Regions from separate parts of the Homo sapiens genome. Here region 1 is linked to region 2. Evidence: chromatin loops called from intact Hi-C (ENCODE). Cell type or tissue: PC-3. All regions are shown on one strand.

Evidence for each region. A loop is a pair of places that touch in the nucleus more often than their neighbours do. Peaks named below come from ENCODE experiments on the same cell type or tissue, not always from the same donor. Only the 100,000 strongest peaks of a DNase experiment are listed, where the experiment ranks them.
Region 1: a loop joins it to region 2, with 2.1 times the contacts of the local background. A loop is called at or near these places in 1 of 110 quality-filtered maps.

The regions. Positions count from the first base shown.
Region 1 is chr9:26,081,477-26,089,476 of GRCh38, reverse strand. The region is part of intron 1 of LINC03106 (long intergenic non-protein coding RNA 3106); the gene reads right to left. Among named protein-coding and RNA genes, the nearest start is that of LINC03106, 19 kb to the right of the region's middle. In PC-3, no CTCF peak of the experiment used is centred here; no DNase peak of the experiment used is centred here; H3K27ac peaks cover 358 bases.
Region 2 is chr9:26,172,054-26,180,053 of GRCh38, reverse strand. No RefSeq gene overlaps it. Among named protein-coding and RNA genes, the nearest start is that of LINC03106, 110 kb to the right of the region's middle. In PC-3, no CTCF peak of the experiment used is centred here; DNase peaks (open chromatin) are centred at 4,583 and 6,093; H3K27ac peaks cover 2,987 bases.

The DNA.
Region 1 (8,000 bases), 91 kb after region 2:
GGAGAGTTGTAATCTCTTTCAGTCTATGAATATAGTACACTGAATTTAGACTATTTAGATTACAGTTGATATGGGATAGAGATGGAATTACATTAAGATTTTTATAATCATAATGGTTGTGCACTGACTATATATTTCATAATGTAATGAATATAATAACATTTATCCTAACAATAGAACACATATGAAATATCATGGTATGTACTTAATACAGAGAATATTAGTTTAGCTCAAAATATCTGATAAGGACATATTAATTCATGATGTAATTAAGAAAGTTATTCAAGTATAATGATTTCAACTTTCTAAACATTCTGAAATAGAAATATAACATCCCAAGCTATTTAAAATGTAATTTAGAGAATTATTGTGTCTTTTTCTCAGTAAGGAAATACACATACACATTTATTATTCATCTTCAAGAAGGTCAATTGACATGTCTGAACTTGTAAGTCATTCAATGAAAGACAATATAATAAAGTAACTTTTTTATATTGGGCTATGATCAAGTCTTAAAATTAATTCCTATTTTTTCCATAGATAGAACATCATGGGAATTCTTGAAGGATGCCAGAACTAATAACCATTCTGGTAATTCATGAAACAAAAGCAATATATGATTTTATTCTCATTAAATCTTGTACTAGAGTAATTGAAATGACATTGAGCAGCAATTAGCCCAATAGCTCCTAGGAATACCTAAAGAAAAGATGCAGAGTAAATGTTCTTCAGGCATGAAGGGTAAGTGGGAAGGCTAAAAGTGGCAGTAGATATTTCAGAAATGAAAAAAAGTTTAAAGTTTTGGCTCAAGGGCAGTTTGAAGTTATAATGAGTCATAAAAAGTCTGATGCCATGTGTATACAAGTATTTTTTCATATAATAACTGTGTTGGTGTTGGAAGAATTTCTTAGACATTTTCAGCATATAATCGTGATGTTCAAACTGTAGCTTACACTATTTTAACTCATAGATTTTAGTAGACACATTTGACTTAAGAAGGTAATGAAATTACATTCCATTTGGTGGTTTTGGTCTTAATTTACTAAGTGAGACCCTACCAGATTAAGAGTTAACGTTGCTTCTTTCTTCTAAAATAGATTCTAAAACTTGTTAAATGGGGGCCAGTAGTAAGGACAAAATAGAGAAACAGAAAATCCTAGCTTCTTAATATTGTTCTTCCTCTTATTTAACCCAAGCACTCCATTAAACACTTTCAGATCTTCTGCATCCTTATTTTTTCTGTCCCTGAAATCTTTACTAAAACCTGCTTTCTGGAATAAATCAGATAGTAGTGATTTAAAGCAGTGTCTGCATGAAGACAAACTGGGTACAAGGTAGTAACATTTACGTATCCTTTCGGAATCCATCCAAATACGCTTTTATATGTCTATGCATTAAATGTCAGTAGAAAATTAAGTCCTTGTGTTTTCTGCCAAAGAATATTTGTATTTCATTATGCCTGCTGAATAAAAAGTTTTATTCTTTATAGAAAGAAATTTATTGACCATTAATGAAAGCAGTCCAGTATTTGCTTCCTGTTACTCACAAAGTTAGACCAAATGTTGACGCTCTTCACTTGTGCTTTTTTATCTAATCTAAGTTTCTTCTATCAGCAAATAAAGTACAGATTTTTGTTGCCCCCTCTTTTCTTCTTTCATAAACTATAGGAGAGTTTATAAAACTCTTATCTTTTTCCATATTCTATCAAAGACATAAAGACTCATTTATTGCCTTAAACTGTGGTAGATAGGGCATTGAAAATTGATGCCGAGGCAGTGGATGAATTTTGCAGCATGAATGGAGTATTTTGGGCAGACTCTGGTAATCCAACCAATATTTTAAGTGAAAACATTGGTTATCATAGGAAAGATATAGCTGTATTGATTTACTTTATAGGACAGTATGGTCAGAGCCACAAAACCATATACCCATCTTTAGAGCAAACATACATTCTGTTTATTCCTCTTCATTGCTGTTATTGGAAGGATTGTTCTGTGGTCTTGATATATTTTTCACATTTAATCTTTCTAACTGGTTTACATAATGGTTATCCTCTGCTTCACTGCACTTTAGTGTTTTGGTTTTACTATAGGGTATATAGCTTTATTGAAGAAGACATGGAAGGTTTAATAATTAAAAAGGAGATTAAAACAAAATGGAAGAAAACTTTTCATTGAATTTCTGAGTAGTTTATGGAACCCATGTTATGGAAGATTATGAATGGCATTTCATTCTCCATGAGCGCTAATTATTCTACCTTCAGATAATTTTTTTGTGCTTTCTCACTTTCCAGGAATCCTTAAAATAAACCATTGTCATCTAAGATAGTATGAGCCCCCTGTTTCCTTGTAATCTGACAGACAGAACTAAATGCAATGATGCTTCCTTCATACTTATTTTCTGTCAACTTCCCCTCCCACTGGACAAAAGTTATCTACCTTCAATTGTAAATTGTCAATTGTATATTCACGAACCTGAAAATTTTCTGTATTCAGAAAACTGGGTTATGTTATTTGAAGGCAATGGGTACAAGTATATGCTTCCTTGGATGCTTCGATGACACTGAATATTCTGCATCTTTCTGAGACTTCTATGTTCATTTTTTTTCCTTTTTCTTTTTTTTTTTTTTTTTTTTTTGAGATGGAGTCTTATTCTATCATCCAGGCTGGAGTGCAGTGGTGCAATTACAGCTCACTACAGCCTCAACCTCCCAGGCTCAGGTAGTCCCAAGTAGTTGGGACTGCAGGTAGGCACCACCACAACCAGCTAATTCTTTGTTTTTGTTTTGCTTTTTGTAGCAAAGAGGTTTCACCATTTGCCAGAGCTGGTCTCAAACTCCTGGGCCCAAGCTATCTACCACCTCAGCCTCCCAAAGTGCTAGGATTAAGGGTTTGAGCCACCCTGCCTGACCTTCTTTGTTAATTACTCAGTATCTTGAAAACGTAGGGTTAAACAACTTGAGTTGTCACCCTCTTATCATATCTTTGATATTGTCTTCTAGCTGCTACTTGAATGCCTCTAGTGAGGGAAGATCACTTTTTAAGAGGTAGATGATGATAATTTGTTTCCTTCACTAGTTCTGGGCACTCTAGAAACTGAAAAGAAATCCACTCCCTCTTTGACATGGAGAGCCTCAACTATTTGGAAAATGTTTTCAGTTTATCTGAAGTGTTTTTTAAAGCAATGTCTTCAGTTCTTTTCATTAATTTCACTTAAGAATATGTGAATACTGATTTATTTTTAATGGCATTTATTTGTATTTCGATGTCTTCTTGTCTGTTAATAGTCCTGTTAAATGTGGTACCTGGTTTGATATCTTTAAAGACAGAAAGGAAGCTAACACTGAGTTCCAATGACACATCAAGCATTGTATGCTTTATATACGTCATTTTATGAACTCTTTTTTTTTTAAATAGGGGACGCACCATGGTTCATGGGGGTACAACTTACATTTAGTAAAATGCATTAATCTAAAATGTGCAGCTCAATAAATTTTTACATCCTGGTAATCACTACCCAGATCCAAATATAGACTATTTCCAGCCTATCTGAAATTTCCTAGTGCTTCCTCCCAATCAAGGCCCATCACCCCAAAGGTAACAATAATTCTGATCTTGATCACCAGAGTAAGCGTTGTCTATTTTTGAACTTCATATAAAAGAATCATACAGTATGGACCCTTTAGTGTATTTTTTATTATTATTTTTATCAGTTTTTTTAATAATGTACTTTTGCTGGCAGCACATGCTTTAACCTTTGGCTTAGGTGAAAATTCTTTCCATCAGCTCATTTGAAAGATAATTAGGTTGTATATAGAATTATGGGTTTGTAGAAACCTGTATCTATTAAATGATCTCATTGTTTTCTGTTCTTTATAGTTTCTTATGAGAAGTTAGCTGTAATTAATATTATCATGTGTCTTTTTCCTCTGGCCATTTTCAAGATCTTTTGAATAATTTTTGGTTTCCTACCTATTGACCTTAATGCATCTGGGGATGCTTATCCTTATTGTTATCCTACTTGGGGTTTGCTGAATTTCCTTGATATGCAGTTTGTGTTTCATCCAATTTGATACATGTTTATCCATTCTTTTTAAAAATATATTTTCTGTCTCATTTGCACTTTATATATCTTTGTGGAATTACAATTCCACGTATATTATTTAGTTTAATGTTGTCCTATAGGTCACTGAAGTTCTGTTCTCTTTGTATTTTTATTTATTTTCCTCTCTGCTCTTCAGATAGGATGATTTATGTTTACATGTCTTCAGGTTCACTGAGCATCTTTTCTGTTGTCTCCAAGTTTTTACGAATTTAATTCAGAAATTTATCTATTTCAGATATTATCCTTTTAAATACTAGAATTTGAGTTGTGTTCTTTTTTATTATTTTGTTTTAGAATATAAATTCTCTTGAGATTTGTTTGTGTTGATTGCTTTTTCTCTTGACTGTGGTATATGTAGTTTCCATCAGTAAAACTCTAAGGTAATATCCAAGCCACTCTAACTTGGTGATATGCAAGTTCCAGACAAAGTCTTCTGTAATGGATGACAACTGAAGCTTATGTCCAGATTCAACTGGGGTCCTTAGATTCTTTTTCCACATATAATTCAAGGGTCTTTCAATTATTTGAGGGATTTCTAGGAGAGTTAGGCTTGCTCCCCAACTCTCAGATCACTCTTCCTAGAATTTAATACCTCAATTGCTAGCTTCTTTTGTGGCCTGAACTCAGTACTTTGACCTCTCAAGTCAATAAGACTGTAAGTTTCCTTTTGAGTGCAAAGGACCCCTTATTATGTAGTTTGTTGAGTGCTTTAAAGAGAAAGGCTGAATTAGTGTAGCTCTCACCTTGTGCAATTTACTTCTAGGAAAGACTGAATTTCCTGTACTTTCTCCCTGATATTCTTTGCTTCCCAGTGCCTTTAAAGAGTTATACATGTGTTAATATTTGTCCAGAGTTTACAATCACTATTTGTTAGTGGATTTGTCCAACATCAGCTACATTGAATTTAGAACCAGAATCTTAAGATGTGGAGTTTTAATTATCTTGGGTAAGTAAAACCAGACTTTGGGCCTATGAGATAGGCCTAGACTTTCCCCACAGCATCTGAAACTGCCCTATTGTGCTGTAGGCATCAATAAATGTTGGCTGATTTAAAGTTAATTAAATCTGAGCAATTGAGCAATATTGGAGAAAATGATACCACAAAGCAGATTGATAATCACTATAAATTGATGATCACTTGCTTCAAGTATGTCCAAAACATTGCCTGACAATTTCACTATACTTCTTGTTTTCAATTCATTCTCTCATTTTTATAATAATAATTTCAAACTTTCCCATGCTCCTTAGGTCTCTAGCAATCTTTCCCTATAAAGCCCACTGTCCCCATCACTATTACTATATAACTTTGCTTTTTGCTGTATAGCGATTAATAATATCATCAGAAATAAGTGCTTTCAGCTTTTTGGCAGCAACCCTACAACTTACATGTATCTGTCTGCAACACAAAAGGTGATTGGAACAGTGATTGGCACATAATAAGCATTAAGTAATAGCAGTCGTCTTTACCATACCATCATGGTAGCATTATTATATGTATCAATGTTTTCATTATTGTATATATTTTATATTGTTATCTAACATCTTTTTCTCAATTCCTTCACTTGTATCTCCAACCGTATTCTCTCTTGAGTGCTCAGACATTTTATATTATCATTTGACCTTCTCCTCTCTCTTATGTTCAATTGGATTGTTATAATCTGTATATGTATGTATGTAAGTATTATCATGTATCATCTCTTCAAACAAGTTTATTCTATTAAAAAAAAAAACCCTTTCTTCTCTATGCACATCTTTTCAACCTAGGTCCTTTTTTTCCCTCTTCAGTGTTTCCCAAGGAAAATTCCTCAGTAAATTATCTGTACTTGAAGTCTATATTTTCTCACAGCTTACTCCCTCCATAACCCGATCTACTAAACTGACACTATCAAAACTTCTCTCCCTATGCCGACACATGACCTAAATTAATCATAGTCAATAAATATTTTATAGTTGTAGTATACTGTAAGAGACATATCATGGCTCTAAGATTAATGATAGTCATGAGGACAACCCAAGTGTCTCACTGGATTGACACTACATGTCACTTACAGTATCGTGCAACCCGTCCCTGGGATTTCCAACCCTGGCATGGGGATTTCAGGAGACCAGGCCACTTCAGGACAGGTGCAACTTTCATAAACCTTAAAAAGTTTACCCTTACAAGAAATGCTTAAATTCCATTTATGAAAGAAACACCTGGTAATGGACCCAGACTGAATACAGGTGTAAGAAAAGGGGACGAATCCCATAAACTCTTAGAATGGTCTCCAGATGGAGACACTTCAGTCACTGGGTCATCTGACCCCCTGACTGCATTCGGCTCATGCCACTGACCTGCTGCCGCTATTCATCTTGTGAAAGTGCTGCCAAAACAAACTGAACATGAGATGGTGCTTACATCACATCTTTGGCACAAATGAGATTGAAGGGGGGAAGTTGCTCCTGGGAAATCTGGTCAACTAGGACCACTGGAGACCCCTGAACATTACAAGTCTTTACCTTACTTGATCTCACAAAAAGCTTGGCCAGGCACGGTTGCTGGCGCCTGTAATCCCAGCACTTTGGGAGGCCGAGGCAGACAGATCATGAGGTCAGGAGATTGAGATCATCCTGGCCAATGTGGTGAAACTGCGTCTCTACTAAAAATACAAAAATTAGCTGGGTGTGGTGGTGCATGCCTCTAATCCCAGCTACTCGGGAGACTGAGGCCTAAGAATCGCCTGAACCAAGGAGGCAGAGGTTGCAGTGAGCCAAGATCATGCCACTGCACTCCAGCCTGGCGACAGAGCGAGACTCCGTCTCAAAAAAAAAAAACAAAAACACTTGACACAGGGAAGCACTCTACCTCTGAAAACCTAGTTTTCTCTTGGGTTCTGAAACATGAAACTTCTCTCTTCTTTCGTATTTATCTACGAATGCTTCTTATTTATTTTTCTTTCACACTAATAACATGTTAAATTCCTCCAGGTCCTCTTACTTTAAACCTGCTGCCTAGGCAATTTCATCTACACTATAGGCATTACCTGTCATCTACTTCACAATGATCTCTCCCCAGTTCTTTTCACTATTTCACTATATATATATACACACACACACACACATATACACACACACGTGTATTCACTATATATGTATATATATACATGTGTATATATGTGTGTATATATACATGTGTATATGTGTGTGTATATATACATGTGTATATATGGTGTATATATGTGTATATACATATATGTATATGTATATATACACGTGTATATTATATATGTATATATACACGTGTATATATGTATACACGTGTATATATGTATGTATGCACGTGTATATATGTATATATACACGTGTGTGTATATATACACACATATATACATATGTATATATATACATATATAGTGAATACACACACTATTTCACTGTATAGTGAATACACACACAATTTCACTACACATACACACACTACTCACACATAAACACTATACTACACATACACACACAATTTCACTATATAGTGAATACACATACACATTATATATATGTAGTGAAATAGTGAAAGGACTATATATATATGTGTGTGTGTGTGTGTGTGTGTGTGTATTCAACTTATTTAATCAAACCTCAACTGTGGGTTCCTGATACGGTTACCTAATTGCACACTCAACATCTCTATAAAGAAGTTTAAAACAAAACTTCAACATGTCCAAAAGTGACCTCATAACATTTTCCCCCCAAAATATTTTTCAGTTACTTCTGACTTATTTTTCATCCTAATGACCAAAATCAATCTACCATTGTCTTCTGTTAAATGTGTATTCCAAACAAATTCTCAAGTTTATACAGTTCTCTTCATCACCACCATTACCCCCATGGTTGTTAATACTACTTCATCTCTCTAACTA
Region 2 (8,000 bases):
CTTGTTTCAATGAATACAACACAGTTAGGATTAAACAGGAAGCTATTTCTTTGGTCAAATATCACGTAAAGTAGTTGGTTTGTGTTAGTGATCATATTGTGACTGTATATATAATCTTTAAACATTTGAAAACATTCAGCAGGTGAATTGTTCTGTCATTAAGAGGCAGAATTATATCTCCATTTTATTTTCATCCCAGAACATTCACTATTTAAACTGATCTTGTTCCCTTTCTCCCTTTTCCCCACTTCTGGTTATTCACTGCTGCATAATAAATTGCTGTGTCACTAGTCCAGAGTCAAAGGTAGGGAAATTAGACTTCAGCTCTCAATTGGAAGAATATTAAGTATTTGTTATCACCCCTAAACTATCACATTCTGTTTTCCATTTCTTCTACGTTCCTTTCCTCCATTTATTTATCCTCAACTTAGTAGCTTAAAACATAATTTATTTTGTTCATTATTTTCCCAGTCAGAAATACGAGAAAGGTTTTGCTGGACCAGTTGATACTTATATGTTATGTCCAGAAATCTCCCCAAATTCATAATGCAAACTTTTTTTGTTCCCATGCTATGGCAAGCAACCATGTTGCCAAATTTTTTGTCACTACATGATCAGGATTCCTTTTTCTTTGGTATACAATAATATTTTCCTCATTGTCCTTCAAGTCTTCACCAGCAGACTCTTTGGAGTCCTTCCAATTTTTACCAGCTGCCTCATCTTCCAGTTTGTACCAGCCAGCAGCCAAGGCTACATATTTTAGTTTTCTATTATGGTAACTATTCACTTCCAGGTATTGGATTCTGTACCATTTATTTATGGCCATGTAACAAATTACTCCCAAACTAAGTATCTTCAAACAATAAGTTTACTTTGCTTCCAATTTTGTGGATCAAGAAGTCTAGAAGGTGTTGTCTGGGCAGATTATCTTATATCTACAGGGTGTCAGGTTCCAAGACTACTTCTTTACTCACAACTTGTTGCCTGAACTGGGATGTCTGACAGCTGATGCTGGCTGTTGACCAGGAGCTCAGCTAGGGCTGCTGACCAGAGTGTTCATATGTAAACTCTCCATGTGGCTTATGATTCAAGATGGAGCATGGGTTCCCACAGGGAGCATCCTAAGAAGAAATGCACTTGTTTCCTATGGCTACCATAACACATTTCCAAAAACCAGGCAGTGTAAACACATTTCCAGAAACTGGGCAGTGTAAAATGACACGAATTTATTCTCTTACAGTTTTGGAGGCTAGAAGTCTGAAATCAAGGTGTCTATGGAGCGATGTTCCCTTTGAAGTCCCTAGGAAAGAATTCTTTCTTGTCTCTTCCTAACTTTGGTGGCTCCTGAAAATCTTTAGCAGTCCTTGGCTTGCGGCTGCAACACTCTAATTTCTGCCACTGTCTTTACATTCCTGTCTCCCCTGTGTGTGTATCTTTGTGTATCCAAATGTCTCTCCCCATATAAGGATATCAGTCATTGAATTTAGGGCCCTTCTTACTTAATCCAATACAACTTCATCTCAACTTGATTATAAGTGCAAAAACCCAACTTTCCAATAAGTTAACATTCACAGGGACTGGGGGCTAAAACTTCAACATATCGGCCGGGTGCAGTGGCTCATGCCTGTAATCCCAGCACTTTGGGAGGCTGAGGTGGGCGGATCACAAGGTCAGGAGATTGAGACCATCCTGGCCAACATGGTGAAACCCCATCTCTACTAAAATACAAAGTTAGCCAGGCGTGGTGATGTGCGCCTGTAGTACCAGCTACTCGGGAGGCTGAGGCAGGGGGATCACTTGAACCTGGGCGGTGGAGGTTGCAGTGAGCCGAGATTGTGCCACTGCACTCCAGCCTGGGCAACAGAGCGAGACTTCTTCTTTAAAAAAAAAAAAAAAAAAACAAAAAACAACAACAAAAAAAAACTTCAACATATCTTCTGGGGACAGAAGTTTACCCACAACATTAAGTGATATAAAAGGCCTGAACTGAAGCTGCAAGGCTTTATATAACCAATTACCCTTGAAGGTCTAGACTGTCACTTCTGCTACATTCTATTTATCAAGAAAGTCTCTACTTTTTGTTCAAATTCAAGTGTAAGAAAATTAGATTTTATATCTCCATGAGAGGAGGGCTGAAGAATTACCACTGTTTCACACCTATTTTGCTCCCTTTTTACTTTTTCCTATTCTTTTTTCTTTTTCTCTATCTCTCTCTCTCTGGTGTACTTTAATTCTTTAAGTTAAATGCATTTATTATGCAGCTCCCCTAAAAGACTGATAAAAACATTTGAAAAAATCCTTTTTGTTTTAGAATATTTCTATGATTTTTAATCAAAAGTTTTCCTGAGAGTTTGTGGGGTATATTACTGTGTGTATGAGACAGGCGGTGGGAGGAAGGGAGAAAGAGAGAGAGAGAAAGAGACAGACAGACAGAGAGACAGAGGAAGGTAAGGTAGAATGGGGAAAGAAAAGTTTGTGTAGTAAAAGCATTAAAATGAATAGCCTGTGCTGGATCCTCCCACAGATCCCCACGATTGATGAAATGCCTTCTCACCAAATACCAAGTACAAGCATTCTTTCTATTTCTAGAAGTTGATCTGCTCTTTACTCAGAATAGCCTAGATCAGGTAGAAATTGAATAGTTTCTAGAGCTCCCATTTAAGAGATCATGGAACAGATTTATTGAAAAGGAAAGGAACCTGTGCTGTCTCCAGAAGAAATCCTGTTTGGAAACAATTGGGACACTGCATGCATTTGCCTTATGATGTCTCTGATATGTTACTGTTTTGAGGTTCTAAAATATTGAATGTATAACTCTTCCATTTCTGGCACTTGGCTGCCACATTAGGATTTCTTTCTCAAACAGGTACCTCCAGAGAACATACAGTTATGCGCATTTTGAATAAAAAGCTATTTGTCTTTCATGTGACAAATGAATCACTTGGATCATTTTTCTTTGTAATTGTAAAAAGGTAGAATTATTTTTCAAAAATGTTTATTGTTTTTACTACCAAGATGCTCTTTCCCTGGCCCTTCTCTACTTCGCTTCTTCCCAAAGAAGGGCTATATTTTCTGCCCACTGATGTCACACTTGGCCACTTGACTTGCTTCAACCATATAAACTGAGTGCAAGGGGTCTGTGTCACTCCTGAGTGCAAACTGCAGGAGCCATCATATGGTTCTGTTATCACTCTGCCAGAGACTGGCATGTCCCAGCAGGAGGATCTGCATCTTGGGATGATGGAGCAGAGCCCATGTCACTTCACAATGACAATACAATATGAGCCAGAAAAAAACTTTGAGTGTTTTAAGTCCCTGAAATATTCATATTGTCTGTGGCTGTAGCATAACTCAAAATGGCTGACACATTGTCTATGAACATAAAAACTTCCCTGGGAAATGGAATATGTGCTTTCTCAAAGGGGCAGAGCCTGTCCATTTCTGTATGGCTCTGAGAAGATATCTATGGATACACAGAACTTGATATTCCATTCACCTGGATCTTGGAGTGAGGTAGTTGGGTTCAATGATTATATTATTGAGATCTTCAGTTTATTTGATTTCCATTTTTATCTGTGTGACATTGAGCAAATCAAGCAAATTACCAAATTTCTTAAGCATCCGTCACCTCACCTAGAAAATAGAGGTGGTAATGCATTGCCTCATGGGATTATTGAGAGAATTTAATAATCTAAAGCAGTGGTCCTCAGTGGAGGCAATTTTGCCACCAGGGGAAATGTGAAAATGACAGGAGGCATTTCTGATTGCTTCAACGGAGCAGAGAGTACTACTGTCATCTAGAGGGTAGAGGCCTGGGATGCTGTAAAACATTCCACAATCCACAGGACTCTCCCCCCACAATAAATCACTTTCTGGCTCCAAATATTAAGAGTTCTGCAACTGAGAAACCCTGAGATAAAGCAAAGTGCTTACTTACCTACCCCAAGTTTGGGCACTCGGTGAGAGAAAAATGTTTGTCATATACAATATTATTTAATGGGCTTAAATAACAGCCTGATCATATTTTGCAATTATGAGTTTATTCATCAACCCCAATTTTTTAAGTTTACCATCAATATCTGTGTTTGACTACAAATATATAATTATAGAAAAATGATCAGTCTTTGAGATAGTTTGGCAGTGGCATTCTGTAAATCCAACAGTGGTTATACCAGTAGTAAAATAGAAGATGCTTATAATTCTCTCAAGTTTCATAGAATTTTTTATGATATACTTCAATTTCTGATAATTATTGTGGGCATACAATGTATTTTAGACAGGGTTTATAAAACCATATGCATTTAAAATATTATATAAATATGTAGTGCATAAAAATAAACTGCCTGAATAATAAATATATTTACCCAAAAAGTAAATAAAACAGCTCATAAGAAGCTGTTCCAATTATTTAGGTAAATACTACCTTCTGTGTTTGACTTTCTTTCATTGCTTTGAGTCATGGGAATAAAACCAAAATACTTTCTTGCAATGAAATTGGGAAATGACATCACCTAAAGCATCCCAAAAATCTAATATAAAAGTGTCATTATCCTAACTCTCTCCCTTTGTCAGTGCCCAAGGGCATTCCAGAATTGCTTCAGAAGTCTGATTTTCCTCACAAGAAACTCTACTGTAGCTGATAATTAAGAACAGGAATGAATTGTGTGGAAAGCTGTTGGTCTTTATAGAAAGACTGGCAGATACTTGGGTTCTAGTGTTGGTAACTAACCTTCTAGTGATCTTGAAATATTCATTTTCTGGCCAGATGCGGTGTCTCAAGCCTGTAATCCGAGCACTTTGGGAGGCCAAGGCAGACAGATCACTTGAGGCCAGGAGTTCTAGAGCAGCCTGGCCAACGTGGTAAAACTCTGTCTCTACTAAAAACACAAAAATTAGCTGGGTGTGGTGATGTGTGCCTGTTAATCCCAGCTAATCTGGAGGCTGAGGCAGGAAAATCGCTTGAACTGGGGAGGCAGAGGCTGCAGTGAGCTGAGATTGTGCCACTGCACTCCAGCCTGGACAACAGAGCAAGACTCTGTCTTAAATAAAATAAAATAAAATAAAATAAAATAAAATAAAATAAATAAAAAATAATAATAAGGCCTGATGTGGTGGCTCATGCCTGTAATCCCAGCACTTTGGGAGCCCGAGGTGGGCAGATCACGAGGTCAAGAGATCGGGACCATCCTGGCCAACATGGTGAAACCCCGTCTCTGCTAAAAATACAAAAATTAGCTGGGCGTGGTGGTGGAAAAATAAACACTCATTTTCTAGGCATGAATTTACTCATTTCTAAGATGAGTGTATAGAATTAGATCTTGTCTGTTTCTTTCCAGCAATAAATTATATGAATTCATGTCTCCACTTGCTCTATTTTACATACATATCTTTTAAGCTTCATAGGAACACTGTCCTTGTTTTGAATGGCATTTAAATGAAAACAAGCCTTCTAAAGAGAGTCTTAGCATTGCTTTCCCTCTTTGAGCCTTGTTTTGCTTTTAGGTTGTAGCTGGCTGGGATTTGTTTTTGTTTTTGTTTTCTTTTAATTTAAAAATCTAGCAGAAGGCTAGTCTTTATCATTGAAAAATAAAAAATAAAACTATTCTCATAAATGTTTTAATTAGCAAACAATAATAGCAATAATAATAGCTATCACATTCTGGTAACATGCTATGTGCCAAGCTTTGTGCTATATTTTGCATACATTATCTCAGTTACTTATCAAAATAACCCAGAGATAGAGACATTATTACTTATTTTACCTGTGAGTTAACTAAGATTTAGAAAAAAATTCAAGGTCACATAATATGTGTGACTCTCATAAAGACTGTCAAGCCAAAGCATGCTTTTAACCTCCATGCCTTAAATCTGAAACACCGTTAGTTGACATCTCTCACTGAAAATAATCACAACATCGACTTCTTAGAAAGATAAGATACATTTGTCTTTCCTGAATATATGATTTGCTTTTGCTGTTTTGTGGAGATGTTCCTTGTTCTTTGTATGTGTCTTCTCATGTGTGTCTCTGTACTCACATTGCTAGCTGTGCGGTCTTTGTCTCCCTTCCTCTCATGCCAGCTAGTGGCATGATGGAGAGACTGTGGTCTAGACTGAGGATTATGACAGCATACAAAACTGACTCAACACTTACAGGTAAATAAAATGAGCAGTGGTTTCCTTTATTTATTTCTGTTATCCACTACATAGATTCCATGTGGATTTAAGAAACTCAAATTCAAGTAGAAATATCTATTAATAGCTATTAACCAATCATGCATCTCATGTCTTAGGAGATTCTATCCTGTAGATAAAATGAGGAAATCATTTATTGACTGCCTTTTTGGGAAATAACTCTATGGTCTCTAGAAGACATCTTCGTTTACTTCAAGTGCCATGGCTTTGAGTTTCATTCAGGAAGATGGTCCAAAATATGAGAATGTGTTTATTCTTTTAAGATATGTAAATTGTTTATATCAATATCAACTTATCCTTTTTGGGAGAGAAATACATAAGTAGTACTTCACTTTCATTAGTTATTTAACATTCAAAATCTCTCAAGTCATTTAACCAGGTGCAATGGCTCATGCCTATAATCCCAGCACTTTAGGAGGCTGAGGCAGGAGGATTGCTTGGGCCCAGGAGTTCAAGACCATCCTAGGCACACAGTGAGACCTCAATCTCTACAAAAAAGAAAAAAAAAATTAGCCTGATGTGGTGGCATGTGCTTGTGGTCCAGCTACTTAGAAGTCTGAGTGGGGAGGATCTCTTGAGCCCAGGAAGTTGAGGCTACAGTGAGCAGTGATCGTACCACTGCACTCCAGCCTGGGCAACGGAGTGAGACCCTGTCTCAAAAAAAAAAAAAAAAAAAAAAAAAGTTATTTAGGGCATCCCAAATATATTCGAGGATATTTCTATTTATACCTTAAAAACAACATACCATGTTCCACTTTTTCATGAATTGTTGTTTAAACCACATAACAGCCCTCTGACTAGAGTACTACTATTATCACTATCTTACAGATGAGAAGACCAAGGCTTAGAAAATTTAATAAAATTTAATAACTTCCTCAGTGTCCCACTAGTACATCCAGGACTCAGGGTTAGGGAACATGATTGTACTGCCAATGCCCTTGACTATTATTTCACCTCACTAGGCAAAAGGAAATCATATTCAACCACCACCCCAAATTCTTCCATCCTGAAAATTCTAAAGTCTTGCCAAGAAGAAATTTGTTACTCAAACATTTGTTTAGTTTTCAGAGTTCTAATCTGAGCAACTTACACAAAATTACTTGAATAATACTTAGTTGTAAATCTGTATCTGTGTGTAAAGGCTGGCTTCATGACAATGACTTCTTCTATTCCATATAGGTATCTCCATGACTTCCATGAACACTTTTTGCTGTAAGTTAAATATGCAAACTTAACTGGATTCGAAAATGCAGCTCTGATCTGACTTTCATTATTATGAGTTGTGGCAATTTTGCAATTAGAATAGAGCAGATAGATTGTGCCTACAGGACTAACAAAAGGTGAGTCAGGTTTTCATAGGCTGGCTTGGAACTGGAACAGACTAGTCCTGGCACAGCTCAAATTAGATATCATCAGAACTCCTATTGTGTGTACCTTGCTCTTATCTAGTTTCTTAAATTGCAGTGAGAAGGAATTAGTTACATTGTTCTTAAAAAAATTAAAGAAGAAATTAACCAACAATTGTGCTGAAATCTCATGAACGCAAGATGGAATCTGTTTACTGTGCAGCGTTTGGCAGCTTAAACTTTGTAATTTGTATCCCTTTCTGTTATTGAATTTATAGCTGAGTTCCTGGATTCTTTTCTGTCTTATGGTGTCTATATATATATTTTGTTCTGTGATTAATATAAAATGTTTTCTTTCAGTTTCTGTTATTTAATTTAGTGAAGTCCTTTAGGATATGGTTTATAAGTTGGTCATTTTTATCCTTCAAAAGTGGGAACATTTCTGTTGAATCTTAGTAAATT